Linked DNA regions of Homo sapiens: region 1 is linked to region 2. The links are chromatin loops, found by intact Hi-C in ENCODE. Cell type or tissue: ascending aorta. All regions are shown on one strand.

What was found. A loop is a pair of places that touch in the nucleus more often than their neighbours do. Peaks named below come from ENCODE experiments on the same cell type or tissue, not always from the same donor. Only the 100,000 strongest peaks of a DNase experiment are listed, where the experiment ranks them.
Region 1: a loop joins it to region 2, with 3 times the contacts of the local background. A loop is called at or near these places in 16 of 110 quality-filtered maps.

What each region holds. Positions count from the first base shown.
Region 1 is chr10:91,697,280-91,705,279 of GRCh38, forward strand. The region is part of intron 1 of LOC107984253 (a long non-coding RNA gene); the gene reads right to left. Among named protein-coding and RNA genes, the nearest start is that of PPP1R3C, 68 kb to the left of the region's middle. RefSeq lists a silencer at 3,773-4,067. In ascending aorta, no CTCF peak of the experiment used is centred here; a DNase peak (open chromatin) is centred at 3,209; H3K27ac peaks cover 405 bases.
Region 2 is chr10:91,488,699-91,496,698 of GRCh38, forward strand. HECTD2 (HECT domain E3 ubiquitin protein ligase 2) reads left to right here. Exons shown (of 21, transcript NM_182765.6): 12 at 2,502-2,609; 13 at 3,654-3,786; 14 at 4,722-4,810; 15 at 7,516-7,674. All of the region lies in intron 3 of HECTD2-AS1 (HECTD2 antisense RNA 1), which reads right to left. Among named protein-coding and RNA genes, the nearest start is that of HECTD2, 82 kb to the left of the region's middle. In ascending aorta, a CTCF peak has its summit at 4,825 (motif pointing right); no DNase peak of the experiment used is centred here.

The sequences.
Region 1 (8,000 bases), 210 kb after region 2:
TGTTACAGTTAATAAACAGGAGAAATGCTTAACCTCACTAATAATAATGAAATGCAAATCAAAATAATAATGAAATATGTTTTAATAGTTATGTTTTTCAAATAACATTCTGTACTAGCAAAGTATTTAGGAAGAGATGCTCTCACATTCCACTGGCAAGAATATAGAACCTTTCTGGTCAGAAATCTGAAGACAAGTAGCATTTTAAAATGTTTTCATCCAGACTGGGAACAGGTGCCTTTGACATCCCAGATGCTCGGGCCTGGCTGGGGCAAGGTGCACTTACCATCCCTGAGCCAGTCTAGCTGCACAGTGGGGAAGTGTGAGATGCTGCAGAAGCTACCGCATAGCCCACAGCCTGACATTCCAGAACCTTGGGACACTCTGGAGCATCCACAGGGAAAAGATGTATGCCAAGAACTCAGCCTCGGCCTGCTCAAATACACACCATTCTGAGTTTCTATGAAGGTGGTTATGTCCAAGATTTCCCAGGACAATTCATTCCAATAAGGAGGAAAGAGTATGAGGATTCGAGGAGCAGGGCCAGGGTAGTGTTCTGACCAGGATGGGTAGCATGGTGGGGAAGAGCATGGGCTGCCTCTGTTCAAATTCTAGCCCTGCCTCTCACTCAGCTGCGTGACCCCTGGCAAGTTACTAATCCACAGCTGTGCTTCAGTTTTCTTGCCTATAAAACAGAGGCCAATACTGGTGACTTTAGTCAGAGTATCAAGTACAAGATGCCCTTTTCTGGCACAGATGGGAAATACTTGATAAATGTTCATCTTTTATTATTTTATTATTATCATTGCTCGCTTTCCGGTTCTGGAGTTGGGGAGACCTTTCCTCATCGAACAATCAAATATGCGCCTGCCAGGCAGAGGCCACAAGCACTGCTGGGCTGCCATCAACCTTGTCTGGTAGCCTTCTTCTCCTACTCAGATACCTTAGAGACAAAACTTCTTGAAGCCCAGGGCCATGAAGTTTTCCTACTGCTGCAGGAACTCAGGCAAGGAGCCAGAGTCCCAGGCCTCTGCTGAGGCTGCGTAAGGCCCTAGTGAGGACAGCGTTGATTTGAGAACCAATGAGTAAATGCAGACAGCGGCCAACCTCCTTTCCCACCAGAAACCTGGGGGTCCATGACAGCTCATCCCAGCCAGGCCCTTGTGGAACCAACAGAGGATGGCTTAGCTCCAGGCCAAGTCATAGGCCATGGACCAGGCCCAGCTCTCCTGGGGCAATTGGACCCCAAGAGGCTCTGCCTAAGACTGGGTCTTGCTGCATTCTGCCAGGGGCAGGCTTGTGTGGGGGCATGTTGTCCAGGAGCCCATGATAGCTTTCATATGTGAGGCTCCTTGTAGGAACAAAACAATTACCAACCTCTTGGCCCTATTGATGAGGGCACTAAGAATCTCTGTTCACAGCCTCCCCAAAACAATGGTGGCCCACAGGCCCACAATGATTTCTAGCTCTTGTAGAGACCCAGACAAATTGGGCATCTGGCTGTATGGGAGGGGAAGGCTGTACACATGGCTGTGGCTATGCTGCTGGAAAGATAGCGCTTGATCCAGGACAGATAACGGTCCTCTAGAAGCCCCCCACTCTCATCAAGTGAGCATCTGTCCTCGGGGCAGCTCCTTCTTCAGGCAAAGAGAAGGGACTGATTTAGGTTCTGCTCATTCTCCTCTCCTTGCTGCCCTGGTGCCCCTGGGACCATGGACCCTTGGAATAATGCCCAAACCCCTGGTCCCCAAGGCCAGGGAGAAAGCAGCACCTGCCCCCAAACCTGGGCTTAGGGCTTGAGCCACTAGGGCTTCCCAAGGAAGACATTTGCAAATGCCTAGATCCGAGAAGTCAGATGACTAAGAAAGGAATCCAAGAAGACAGGCCATCAACTTAGAGATTTATGGACTATGTTGAAATGAACTGAATTGTGTCCCCCTAAAATTCATATGTTGGTGCCCTAACTCCTGTATGATGGTATTTGGAGATGGGACCTTTGGAAGTTACTTAGGTTTAGATGAAGTCGTGAGACAGGTTTAGATGAAGTATTGAGAATGGGGCCCTCATGATGGGATGAGTGCCTTTATAAGAACAGACACCAGGAGGTTACTCTCTGCCTCCCTCTCTCCCCTGCCCCATCATGTGAGGGCACAGTGAGAAGCCAGGAAGAGGGTCCTCATCAGAACCTGACACCGTGGCACCCTAATTAATCCTCAGGCTTCTAACATCTAGAATTGTGAGAAAAATGTCTACTCTTTGAGTTGCCCAGTCTATGGTATTTTGTTATGGCAGCCTGAGCAGGAAAAGACACTGGTGCTCATAAACAGAAAACAGAGGTTCCAACACAACAAACAGGGCAAAAGAAAGCAGGACCTGAAAACAATGAGAGTCAGACATGGGGCGACAAGGCAGACCCGCTGAGTGTGCAGCGTGGATAGTTCAAGGCAAAGCTCATGGAGCCAGACTCCAGCCCCAACATCTCCATTGGAAATGTTAGAATTCTTCTGCCAGCCCTGGCTGCCAGAGTCCTCAAGGGGCAGCTCCTCTGGACAAGAAGGATCCCAATAGCCACTCTTGGTAAAACAGCATTCAATTTGCAATACTGACTAGGTACCAATATATGCCAGGAGCCATGCCAGGCATTGGGGTACAGCTGTGAATAAGACCAGCCTAATCTCTGTCCTCACAGAGCTTCCCACATAGCAGGAATTATAGATATTACAGTAGAAATTACAGATGCACTAAGCATTGCAGAAAACTTCTGTTAGTGAATAGAATTTGAAAAATAGACATCAGACTTAGCAGCTATCCAACCCTAGGCTCACAAGAGGTAACAAAAGGCTATTTTGAAAAAGCTTGGGAATCCTTCATAACGGAGACTGCATGGTGGTAATTTACCCTAGATGTCCTCCAAGCTGCTCAATAATCCATTTCGATTTTATCATCCATGAACATCTAAATCCCTCCTGAACTTTACCTCTTTACTGTTCCATTCTATTTTACCATTGCTGACTTAACACTTATCTTGAATTCATTCACGGAGTCTCAAGCTTTTTCTTTCTATGAGGGGGAGTTCTTATCCCATCAATGTATTCTCTCCCAGAACGTGCTCCTTTCCCTTCAGCACTTAGTCCTGGACTTTTCCCAGCCCAATTATGTCATTCCTGAGATGGATGCTCATAAATGCCAGCAACCCTAGTTTTGTTGCCAGTGCCCATTGCCAGGATCTGCCCACGTATTCCCTCTGGCCAAGAGCAACCCCTTCTCTGCCTGCCCCTGCAGGCCGAGGAAGGCCACGGCCCCAGTGCCTGCCCCTTTGCAGAATGGACCCTTCTCATTCACAGCATCTTACTTGTGCCCAGGTTTTGTAGCTTGCAGAGTTCTTTCATAGACAATTTCTCATTTGATACAAAAATCTTGAGAAGCAGGCAAGGTAGACATGAGTTTTCTCATGATTTAAAAAATAGAAGTTCAAAATTAATTAATTTATTAAATAAGTTGCCCAATGTCATAAAACTAGTAGTGGCAGATGCAGGAATTCAACTTGGGTCTCCTGAGTTGTACCTGCCCAACCACCCCCTTTCTTTAAACCCAAGGCTGCATGCTCTATCTCTTAATATCTGCCGCAGATCTCTTCCTTGTCTTGGTGCAAACCTTGGATTCAGAACACTGGAAGCTCCAGGTAAATAGCACTTCCTCCAGAGTCTCAGTCCCTGGGACCCACACCTGGGAGGCTGACCTTCCCCCACACTCTTCTCTACCTGGCCCCTCGCTTCCCAAGGGGGCAAGGGTGATCAGGCCATTTCTAACTCGCTACTGTTCCTCTGAATGGTGGCATCTCAGTGTTAAGTCCCAATTTCTGCCCAGCACTAAGCCATGCTTCTAACAATGCTCAATAAATGTTTGGCAAATTGATAGAAAATCTGCTGTCTGCGTATTTTCTGACTCACTGCCTCACATTGCCCTCTGACTCATGTATTCTTTAAGACTTGATTTTAGGCCAAATTTCTGACAAGCAATACCAACTCTTCCAATTTAGAGACTCCAATATGACCTATTTCTTGCTATAATCAGCATTCTTTTCAAAGGGTACTTATGTGTGCACCAAATACTGGAACCCCCGCTTTATCCAATAGTGTGATCAAGGCTATGATGGAGCTAAAGGGATCCAAAGCTGCTTAATCCAAATGGATTGAGGGTGGAAGAGAAGAAAGATGGGGCAGGTAGGCTTCCAAGAAGAAAGTGCCTGAGTCGGTTCTTAAAAGTGAGTAGAACTAACCAAGATGGAGGAGAGGGGAGAACATTCTAGGTAGGAAATGTGGCACATGAAAAGACACAGAGTGTTAGAGATGATGGTGTGTTGAGGAACTACGAGTTCCTCACAGTTGAGCATGGCTGGAGGGCAGGTGGGGATAGGATGGAGAAGCGAGGTCTGGAGAAGGGCATGGACCAGGTAAGGAAAGGCCATGTGGGCCATGCTGAGGTGATCAGACTTCACATTGAAGGAGATGGGCAGCCCTTGCAGAATGTTAATGTGATAGAATCAGATTTGTGCAAACACTCTGGCTGCATAAGAACAGATCATACGGGAGCCAAATCTATTGAGAGCGTGCTGCTTTAACCTGCATAAGAAATAACTAACAGAAAATCAAATGATGTACAGAAGCTTAGAATGTCAATGCTGAAAGGGGCCTTGCAGATGGGTCATCTTATCCAAATGCTCCATTTTAGAAATGAAGTAAGGTGGTCAGAGAGGGAGGCCAAGAATTAAGTGCTACTCTGCTGCCATAAATGCCCCTACCTGGCCCATTTATTAGTCCTCTCTCCCATCCATGGATTTGCTTGCTAGGGCTGCCACAACAAAATACCACAGACTGAGTGCCTTAACCAACAGAAATTTATTTTCTCATAATTCTGGAGGCTAGAAGTCCAAGATCAAGGTTTTGGCAGGTTTAGCTTCTTCTGAACCCTCTCTCCTCGTCCTGAGAATTGGCTGCCTTCCAGTTGTGTGCTCACATGGTCATCCTTTGGCTGTGTGGGTCTGTTTTCTAATCCCCTCTTCTTATAAGTGCACCAGTCATATTGCATTAGGGCCCATCCTAAAAACCTGGTTCTAACTCTACTCTTCTAATTCTTCTAATGATTCTAACTCTTTAAAGGCCTTATCTCCAAGTACAGTCATATTCTGAGCTACTGAGGGTTAGAGCTTCAACATATTAATCAGGAGACGGGGAACAGAGTTCAGCCCCTGAATAACAGGAAAGTGTATTCACAGGTGCACAGGGCAGAGGAACATGACTCTAGCCATTTGGGAGTTAAAGGATGAATTCTCAAGCAGAAAGAGGAAGCAATGGTAATCCAGGCAGAGGGAAGAAATGAGCAGCGTCCCTCCTGGAACATTGATCATATGACAAATTTCCTTGGGTCACTGAACACACATCGAGGGCAGAACCTCACATCCAAGCTGATATCAACCCACTGTGCTCCTGCCCTGTCACACAACACAGTTTGCAAGACACCTCCTCAACGGGTCACCTTTAGCTTATTATTTACCACACAGCCAGGGGAAACCAGAAGTGGGGCCTCTTCCAGGTCACTAAGGAATGTGCTGTCTCATCATAGCGCTGACCCATGAGAGAGTCCCACCACTAAATTAGCACTCTGTGACTGTCCCCCTTGCTGGAATACTCTGCAGTCATTATGCTGTGATAATCCCAAATCACAGAAATGCTCACAATACAGTGTTAAATGAAGAGACACAATTCAAAGGTACATTATAACTTTCATGCTGTCAAAGAAAGGACTGGGAAACATTTCAAGAAGATGTCAATAACAATGGTTTATGAGAGTAATATGTAGTTTTCCAAATTTTTTTATTACACTTTAAGTTCTGGGATACATGTGTAGAATGTGCAGGTTTGTTACATAGGTATACACGTGCCATGGTTGTTTGCTGCACTCATCAACCCATCATCTACATTAGGTATTTCTCCTAATGCTATCCCTCCCCTAGGCCCCCATCCCCCAACAGGCCTCAGTGTATGATGTTCCCCATCCCTGTGTCCATGTGTTCTCATTGTTCAACTCCCACTTATGAGTGAGAACATGTGGTGTTTGGTTTTCTGTTCCTGTTTTAGTATGCTGAGAATGATGGTTTCTAGCTTCATCCATGTCCCTGCAAAGGACATGAACTCATCCTTTTTTATGGCTGCATATATTCCATGGTGTATATGTGCCACATTTTCTTTATCCAGTCTATCATTGATGGACATTTGAGTTGGTTCCAAGTCTTTGCTATTGTGAATAGTGCTGCAATAAACAATTGTGTGCATGTGTCTTTATAGTAGAATGATTTATAATCCTTTGGGTATACGCCCAGTAATGGGATGGCTGGGTCAAACAGTATTTCTGGATCTAGATCCTTGAGGAATCGCCACACTGTCTTCCACAGTGTTTGAACTAATTTACACTCCCACCAATAGTGTAAAAGCATTCCTATTTCTCCACATTCTCTTCAGCATCTGTTGTTTCCTGACTTTTAAACGATCGCCATTCTAACTGGCGTGAGGTGGTATCTCATTGTGGTTTTGATTTATATTTCTCTAATGACCAGTGAAGATAAGCCATTTTTCATATGTTTGTTGGCTGCATAAATGTCTTCTTTTGAAAAGTGTCTGTTCATATCCTTCACTTATTTTTTGATGGGGTTTTTTTTCTTGCAAATTTGTTTAAGTTCCTTGTAGATTCTAGATATTAGCCCTTCGTCAGATGTATAGATTGTAAAAATTTTCTCCCATTCTGTAGGTTGCCTGTTCACTCTGATGATAGTTTCTTTTGCTGTGCAGAAGCTCTTTAGTTTAATTAGATCCCATTTGTCAATTTTGACTTTTGTTGTCATTGCTTTTGGTGTTTTAGTCATGAACTCTTTGCCCATGCCTATGTCCTGAACTAGGTTTTCTTCTAGGGTTTTTATGGTTTTAGGTCTTACTTTTAAGTCTTCAATCCATCTTGAGTTAATTTTTGTATAAGGTGTAAGGAAGGGGTCCAGTTTCAGTTTTCTGCATATGGCTAGCCAGTTTTCCCAGCACCATTTATTAAATAGGGAATCCTTTCCCCATTGTTTGTTTTTGTCAGGTTTATCAAAGATTTGTTTATCAAAGATTTGTCAAAAAGGTTTGTTTTGTCAGGTTTGTCAAAGGTTGTAGATGTGTGGCGTTATTTCTGAGGCTTCTGTTCTGTTCCATTGGTCTATATGTCTGTTTTGGTACCAGTACCATGCTGATTTGGTTACTAGTTTTTCAAATTTTAATAAAATGATTTGGAAAAATATATGCTTAACAAAATTTGCAAACCTCTATCTGCAACAGAGTCACTTTTTTGCCCTACCCTTTGTTTCCTAGTACAGTGAAACCCTGGGTATTTTAACTCTAATGAGATTCGCTACCACGACAAAACATGTCCTCTATTCCATAATTATCAAGTTAAAAAAAAACCACCAGTTGCTGACTTTTAAAACTAGAATTCAAGGCAAGTTTTATAATATTCATTTTTGTTTACCTATCTATAAAATAAACTTATTCTAGACTATTAAAAAAAGAGACAAGCACATAGAAAAAAAGAAAATCACCTAACTTGCTACTTTACCTATGAATAAATCATAGACATTTCCCCATATCATTATTATTCTTACACATCATTGTTATTACTGTGTATTATTCTATTGTATAGATATATCTTAATATATTTAATGAAGTCTCTTTTGATGTAGATATAGGTGAATTTTTTTCTTTCAGTCAGAAATTAGACTGTAATGAAATGGAATGAGAAAGCATAAACCCATTTTTTTATAGGATAAATTTCTAGCAGTGAAAATGCAGTTAAACACATTGAAGATTTAGGATATATATTGCCTAATTATCTTCCAGAAATGTTGTACCTTCCAGAATTACTGTGAAAATAATTTACCAGCCCATAATTGCCATGATTTCTCTGGAACTTCC
Region 2 (8,000 bases):
TCAGTTCCCAGAAGGTGAGTATTTCTTTCTATCACAGAGAAGGACAAAAGATTTGAGTAACTGGTGACATCCCAAAGTCATCTTATACTGAATATGGGAATATTAGAAGAAATTTTATTGCCTATGCCCATCAAGGGAATTCCAAAGCCACACTACCCCCCTGAAGAATGAGTTTAAACAGGTATATTCAGCACCAGAATTGTTACTTGATCTTGGGTAGATATTGGCTCAATGATTAGCTGTATAGCTACTCATTCTGACATTTTCTGTTAGTTGTACTCGTACAATGTCATGTGCCTTTTTAGTATTTTTTCACCTTGGTCTATGATTTTTTTATATTTGTAAGAAAATCTACAGTGCTTTTGTACGTAACAGAATGAGCTAGTTTGTGTTAAACTAGCAAGACTAAACAGTTTTTTCTGTGTCACTCACAGGATATCAAATATCTTTTTGTGGAATTTTTCTTCTACTTTAAAGAAGGAGAATGGCAGGTGTAGACTCTGTGACAGGCTAAGTTTTCTACAGAGCATGCAAACGAATGAGTAGACACTTGACATTGAGAGCTAAGTGGCATTATCAGTTTTTTATGGGTGTTTCCCAACATTTTATCTCATAAATTGCCATATCACTTGGAATTAATGACTGATGACTATTTTGACACAAGGACAATCTTACAAATAGTCAGTGTAAGCAAGAGCTTATATGGTACAATCTAAATATACAAAATTGGTTTCCTAACCTAAAATAAGTTCCTCAGTCACAGTGTCAAGAATTGTATCATTGTTGGGTTATTTTTTCATTTGGAGCATTTTCCAGTAAATATGAATTCCTGATGGGAGGAGTAGCTACTAATCTTGTTTGCCATTAGCATCCTAGCATAAATTTGTTTATTAGTTATTTCCAATGTGACAGCTGCCCAAGAGCTAGACTGGGAACAGAAGATAGGAAAAGGTAGGAAAAAACGGTCTGTAACACAGGACACTATGCTAGGAATGCAGACTTCCTTGATAAGTGAGGACACAGAAATAAAAGGCTGTTAATAGCATTTAGCGTTGTATATAGGAGAAATGGAGAAAGCTCCAAATTAGTGTTTTATTATAGTAATCTTCAAAATTGTAAGTAGCCTTAAATTGTAGATTTGTGATACTAAAATTTTATCTATTAAAGCAAATTGCTGCATGTATTTAAAATGTCTGAAATGTTTATCTTTAATCTGCACAATAGTTTTCATTGTTACCAAAAAAAGATATAGTCTAATAAAGACTATTTAGATAAATATATAAGCCTGTGGATTTTATATGACAAATGACATATTCCTTATAGATATTTTTAAATATATTGTTTTTTACCTATTCAGTGCTTATATTTTGAAAAACGGTGACAAAAGAATTTTGAGTCACTCATATCTCTATCCCCCAAGCAAAGCCATTAACATTTTAGTAAATTTTCTTTTGATATTTGTTCTATATTATCTTTAAAAGACAACAGAGTTGAAATAGTACTGTAAACACAATTTTATTTCCTACTTTCTTCAGTGTACCTTCCTTGTACTATTTACATAGTTTTTATGACCATCCTTTTTTTCATTAGTTGTATATGTACTTAAGATATTTCTAAAGTTTTGTTTTTATAGATAATGCTGTGATAAACATTGTACTGTATAAAATATGTTCTAAGAATTCTCAGTGGAAGGATTATTGGGATAAAGGATATGAATATTGTGATGGTCTTTGATACATGTTGACAAGTCACTTTTGTAAAGTAGACTAATTGTACCTTTAAAGAAAATTCAATATCTAAAAAATCCTAAGTCCAGGTTTATCATCAGGAATATATACCTTGTTTTGAATGTTCCCATTTTATATTTGTATTTATTAAACAGAAAACTTTGCTATTTAAGAGATGAGACATGGCCGGGCGCGGTGGCTCACGCCTGTAATCCCAGCACTTTGGGAGGCCGAGGCGGGCGGATCACGAGGTCAGGAGATCGAGACCATCCTGGCTAACACGGTGAAACCCCGTCTCTACTAAAAATACAAAAAATTAGCCGGGCGTGGTGGTGGGCGCCTGTAGTCCCAGCTACTCGGGAGGCTGAGGCAGGAGAATGGCATGAACCCAAGAGGCGGAGCTTGCAGTGAGCCGGGATAGCGCCACTGCAGTCCAGCTTGGGCGAAAGAGTGAGACTCCGTCTCAAAAAAAAAAAAAAAAAAAAAAAAAAAAAGAGATGAGACATACGGAAACTGTGATGCAACATTTTTTATTACAGAAGGTGAATTATTTTTGGTCCTCCACTTTGGATCCCCTTTGGTTATCATTGTTACAAAATGAAATAATAATAAGCCATTTTCACAAATCAAAATGTGTATAATTGATTTTTATAAAATTGTTTATATAAGAAATGGCATAGATAATAATTGTTATTTTTACTAAAGTGTTTAAATGTTTTAAATGAAATTATAGTCTAAGTAAAAGCAAAACTGTTTACTTTCTTATTTAATCAGCAAAGTCTGGTGGATAAAGTATCTCGAAGACAGAGACCTGATATGAATATATTATTTCTAAATATGAAAGTAAGACGGACACATCTGGTTAGCGATTCACTTGATGAGGTATAATTTATTCCAAAATGATATTAATTAAAGCTTAAAATTCTATAATATGATTATTATAAAAATCATAGTAAACTTTTTTATTTCTGTATGCCAATAAGTGTGCTTCCTTAAATTCTTTTGAAGATCTTGTTGCATACCAAGCTTCTGTAAAGTTTGATACCATAGTTAAAATCAGATCTGTATTCATAATTGTCTTATATTCATGTTTGTATGTTTATTAATAGTTTGTTAATTCCCTAGAAAAGGATTTGATGTAGAACACTTAAATGAGTAATTCATGTTTCTTAGTATATAACCTAGATTCCAGACCCACCTTTGTTCCTGGTTATGTGTGTAACAAGTCATTTAACTTCTCCAGGTCTCAGACTACACATCTATAAAATTAGAGGTCTGACCTACAGGGTATATTGGGTCTATACAGGTTCTAACATACTTTGATTGCATTTTCATGTATTATCATAAAAAATGCTTCAGCTAGATCTTAATATGGTTATTAGAAGATAATGGCTGATTCCGCTATGTGATTTATTTATTTATTTATTTTTGTGACAAGTTTTATTTTGTCACCTGGGCTGGAGTGTAGTGGTACAATCAAAGCTCACTGCCGCCTCAAACTCCTGGTCTCAGGGTCTCAAGCCATACTCCTACCTCAGCCTCCCAAATAGTTGGGATTACCAGCTCATGCTACCACACCCAGCCCTAGCTATGTGATTTTTTAAAGTTTAGCATTGAAGGGGAGTTTTTTTTAAAAAAAGAAATGAATTATATTGTGCTAAATTAAAAATTTGAAGGCAGTAGATACCAGGAGGTAGTACTTTGGGTGAAGTACCTGACCTCTCTAATTCTGTTTCCTGATCTATAAGACATAGTAAACACCTAGCTCACACAGTGTCTGGCAGATTTATTGGATAAATGGAGGGATGGAGTTTTGTAGCATTGCAAATAAGTTAAAGACTGCCTAACACATTTCCCAGAATTAAAAATGTTAATTCTCTTTTCACTGCTCTTTGTTCTCCTCTACTGTATAATATCTTCAAATAGCTAACCCGGAAAAGAGCCGATTTGAAAAAGAAGTTAAAAGTTACATTTGTAGGGGAAGCTGGTTTGGATATGGGTGGTTTGACTAAAGAATGGTTCCTTCTTCTAATTCGCCAAATTTTTCATCCAGATTATGGTAAGTATGTAATCTAATTTTTATAAACTGTGTTTCTTCATAATTGTTAGAGTGAAGTAGTCACCCTTATTTTTAACCTATTCTGTGATTTTACAGACTTTTTGTCCATCGTAAATGTTGAATAATTGTTTAAGGACTGTTATTTACATTTTAAAAACTTGTTTGACCGAATTGTTGATCAGTTGATTCTCTTACTGGGAATCCTACACAAAATGTATCAAGATTAAAAGTAAACATTTATGAGGAAACATCCATATCTTTTCTGAATAAGTCAAATGCATGAAAATTTAATTTGTCATTGAAATAAACATTTGAAATTAAAACACAAAACTATAGTTTGCTCTATAGTAACATTTAAAGCCTCTTTCATTAATGGGTCATTTTAATAAATAAGAATTCATGAATTAATTTTTTAAGAAAAAATAAGCCTTTGAAATTTTTTATTTTACAGAAACTACCTGTATAATCCTTACTATCTGTTAAACTTTTCAAAGGAGAATTTTCAGTGTTTTCCTTATTCTTTAGTTTTCTTTTCTATATGTGTATGTGATGGGAAATAGGGATGACAGTGATAAATTGAAGTCTCCAGATATCCTCAAAATTAATTTTGATCATAATTTATAATCTATGAAACTATACTTTTTATAAAGTTATCTGATTCATTTAGTTTCTATCTTTTTACCCTGTTTCTACCCTTGGTTCAGGAAAATAAAATGTTCTCCATATATATTTAATATATATATTTATATTTGCTGAGATTTGCAAATATATAGTCCCATAAATAATCCAAAATTTTTAACTTGAAAGATGGTTTGTAACAGAATTATTGTTGAATTGATTAGCTTCTAATAGATGAGATGTCATGTACATGTTTACCACTTTGATTTTTTTAAGTCAATCATGTTAATAATAACATTATTCGTGTGTTTTTTTAGGCATGTTTACATATCACAAGGATTCACACTGCCATTGGTTTAGCAGCTTTAAATGTGATAACTATTCTGAATTCCGATTGGTTGGAATTGTATCCTTTAAACTTTCCACTAGGAGGTGCTAATAGATTAGAGATTTTTAAAGATTTTATCTGTATTTTAGAAAACTGTTTTCTTTAGCCATTTTATCCAAATTAAATGTTATTGTCAAATGTACTATTAGATTTTCAGTAATCTTCATTATGTGTAATATATGTCAGTAGACTTAATTGAAAGAAATGAGAGTTTGATTTTTTTCTGAAAACCTTATCTCAAAATAAAAATGGTTCTTTCCTATTTCACATATAATTGAAGTTATCACTAATTTAAGGCATTTTTTAAAAAAAATCAAAGTATTTCCCATTTATAATGAAGTATTTTTTTTCTGTTCTTTCACTTTGTGCTCATTTCCCTCAGTTTACTGAATTGAAATTGGGGGAATTAAATCTAGCTCTTTAATATGCCTCCAAATCCTGAAACATAAAGGAAGCATCCATAAAAATTGAATGGAATGGGAATATTTAAAGCATATAGTATTATTTTATAGTATTTTTAAAAATTTTATAAGTCCATCTGCAATCCTATGATTCCTATCAGGTATATTGTAGAGGGCATTTCTGCATTGGGTAGGAGATTGGACAAGATGCCTTCTACATTAGCTTTTTAGATTCCAAGAAATGTAATTGTTTGTGGAAGAAAGGAGGGAAGAGTAAATAAATAAGCACTGGAGATAAGAAAGTATAAAAGGGGTGGGGGGGAATTCTTAATCTGTTCTCAGAGTCAAATGACCATATGGCAGTAAGTACTAAGGAGTTCTGAGAAGGAAAATATACAATGTATTTTTCCCAGAGAGGATAGAGATTTAAAAAATGGAACAATTACATTTGATTAATATATGGCTGGTGAGAGTGGTGGGACATTATAAGCTGAGAGAATGGTGAGAATAAAAAAGGCTAAATTGTGCTGGGCTTGGTAGAGAGCAGCAGCAAGCGCACTGAAAGTTATGGAAAATACCATCAGAAAATGAATGAAGAGCCATCTTTGAATGTCTGTCTTTGTTACATCTGTTGGAATAAATTATGAGACATATATATGGAAACTGAGAGACCAGATTAATAAAAGAAAGTGTAGTAGGGAACAAACTACACATTAAGATAGTAAACTCAACTTGAAATTTTGTATATATTGTTGTGTCTAAAGGTCCAAAGTGCTAAATTCCACAAAATGAATAACGCTTAACAATTCTGAGACTCCTGTTTATATTCTAGTATCTGCAGTAATCATTTGTTGAATGTTTCATCTTCATTGAAGGGCCTAATCATTGATGCTTGTCACTATACTATGAGCTATTTATATGTTCATACATATATGTTTGTCATGCTTTATATTCATATATCACAATTTAGATTTGGATGATATTTTGACTCTAATATTTACACTAAAATATTATAGCTTAGTTACATTTTTAAGTGATACTATACATAAAATCATGAAATTGCTCATTGTTTTTTTTGCAATAGATATTAGTTTCTATTTAGTCATTACCCAAAAGAGCATATTAAGCATGTTTAGATATTCTATATTTCAAGTTAAACAATTAAATCTAAAAATTATAATTGCTACTCTCATTATTATGTGTGTTTATCACACACACAGATATAAAACCTATAGAAAGCTAAATTGATGCTGTAAAAAGCATAATACTATATAGGAGAAATGTGAGATGAGAGTGGATTGTGGTCAGGTAAGGAGTTGGGAACTGAAATTTGAGAAAGAACAGGTATGAACATTGAGAAAATATAGTTGGTTTCATATATATCTCCAGTTTTAAAATTTCAGGACCAAAGATGTGTTGTTCTAGTAGTTCTGACAGTATTGTGTTTCTAATACAATTATTTTGAAGTATAAGGCCTTATTATCAGACTTCATTACACCTTAGCAAATTGAAATTTTGGTGGTCTTCCAATTTTTAAAAGTTATTTTCAGTAATTTACCCAGCTCATATGTTTAGATTTCCTTATGATCCTATAAAATGAATTACTTCCTTAATAACTTTATATAATAATTGACTGTTGAAATACTATGAAATTTGATCTAAAACCTCTCTTTCCATAAATGGATAAGTTACATTCCACCATATGACTAATAAATAATCCTGAGCAAAATTTGTAACATCTGTAGCTTTTTAACTTTGACACTGAAACTCCAAGTAACATAAGTCTTTCAAGTTTTACTGTTGGAAATTACCTATCCTATTAGCTTATCAATAGCATGTTTATATCCATATGTTTATTCAGTTTAGCTCTGTTCTTCACACATAGTCTGTTTTTAATTTTAAAATAAATAAAATGGCTATCTCCAAAATCAGTATTCTACAGTGAGATCTACTGAATAAACCATTGCTGCTGCTTATAAAATTGCCAGCATCTTTGTTTAAATTTAGAAAATGTTTTCTGTAAAATAATTACAGGCAAGTCTTAAGTTGCTGCCTGTTGTGATCTTAGATAAACTTTTCTAGGGAAATCATTGAATACTATCAACTAAACCACTCCTTTTTACATGACTTTTTGTAATCAAGGAATTATATTATGTAAAATAAAGGGGAAATAAATGAAAGAGGGGAAAGGAAATATGTGATACTAATTAGAAAGTCAGTGTTAAATCTGAAAGAAGTATGCAAAAAATAGACTGATGCATAATTCAGAACTCATTTGTTGTCATGGATTTTATGTTAATGCTTAACATTTAGTATGCATAGCTTATGGGACTAGCTGTTTATAACAGCATCACCTTGGATATTCGTTTCCCTCCCTGCTGTTACAAGAAATTATTGAGCCCTCCCATCATTCCTAGTGATCAAAATATACCAGTAGGCATCTGCAATGTTACCGTGGACGACTTATGTCAAATTATGCCTGTAAGTATAAAGTTATTAATATCTTGTCCTTTAATGCGAAATCATCTTTTTTCTACCTGCACAGTCTCTCCTCCTAATGCTATTCTTACTTTTAAATATGGTTTCCTTCTACCTTTATAACTCATCTCCTTTTTTCATCTAGCTTTTTCTTTCCTTAGAGACACATGTCACCCACTTTGCAGTGCTCCTAAGCTTTTACAAGATAGAGAGGCAGTAATTCGAATCCAGGCTCTGTCACTTACTAGCTCTGTGAATTTGGACAAGTTATTTAACCCTTCAATTTAGTTTCTTTATGTGAACAATGGGATAGTTTTTATTAATAATTT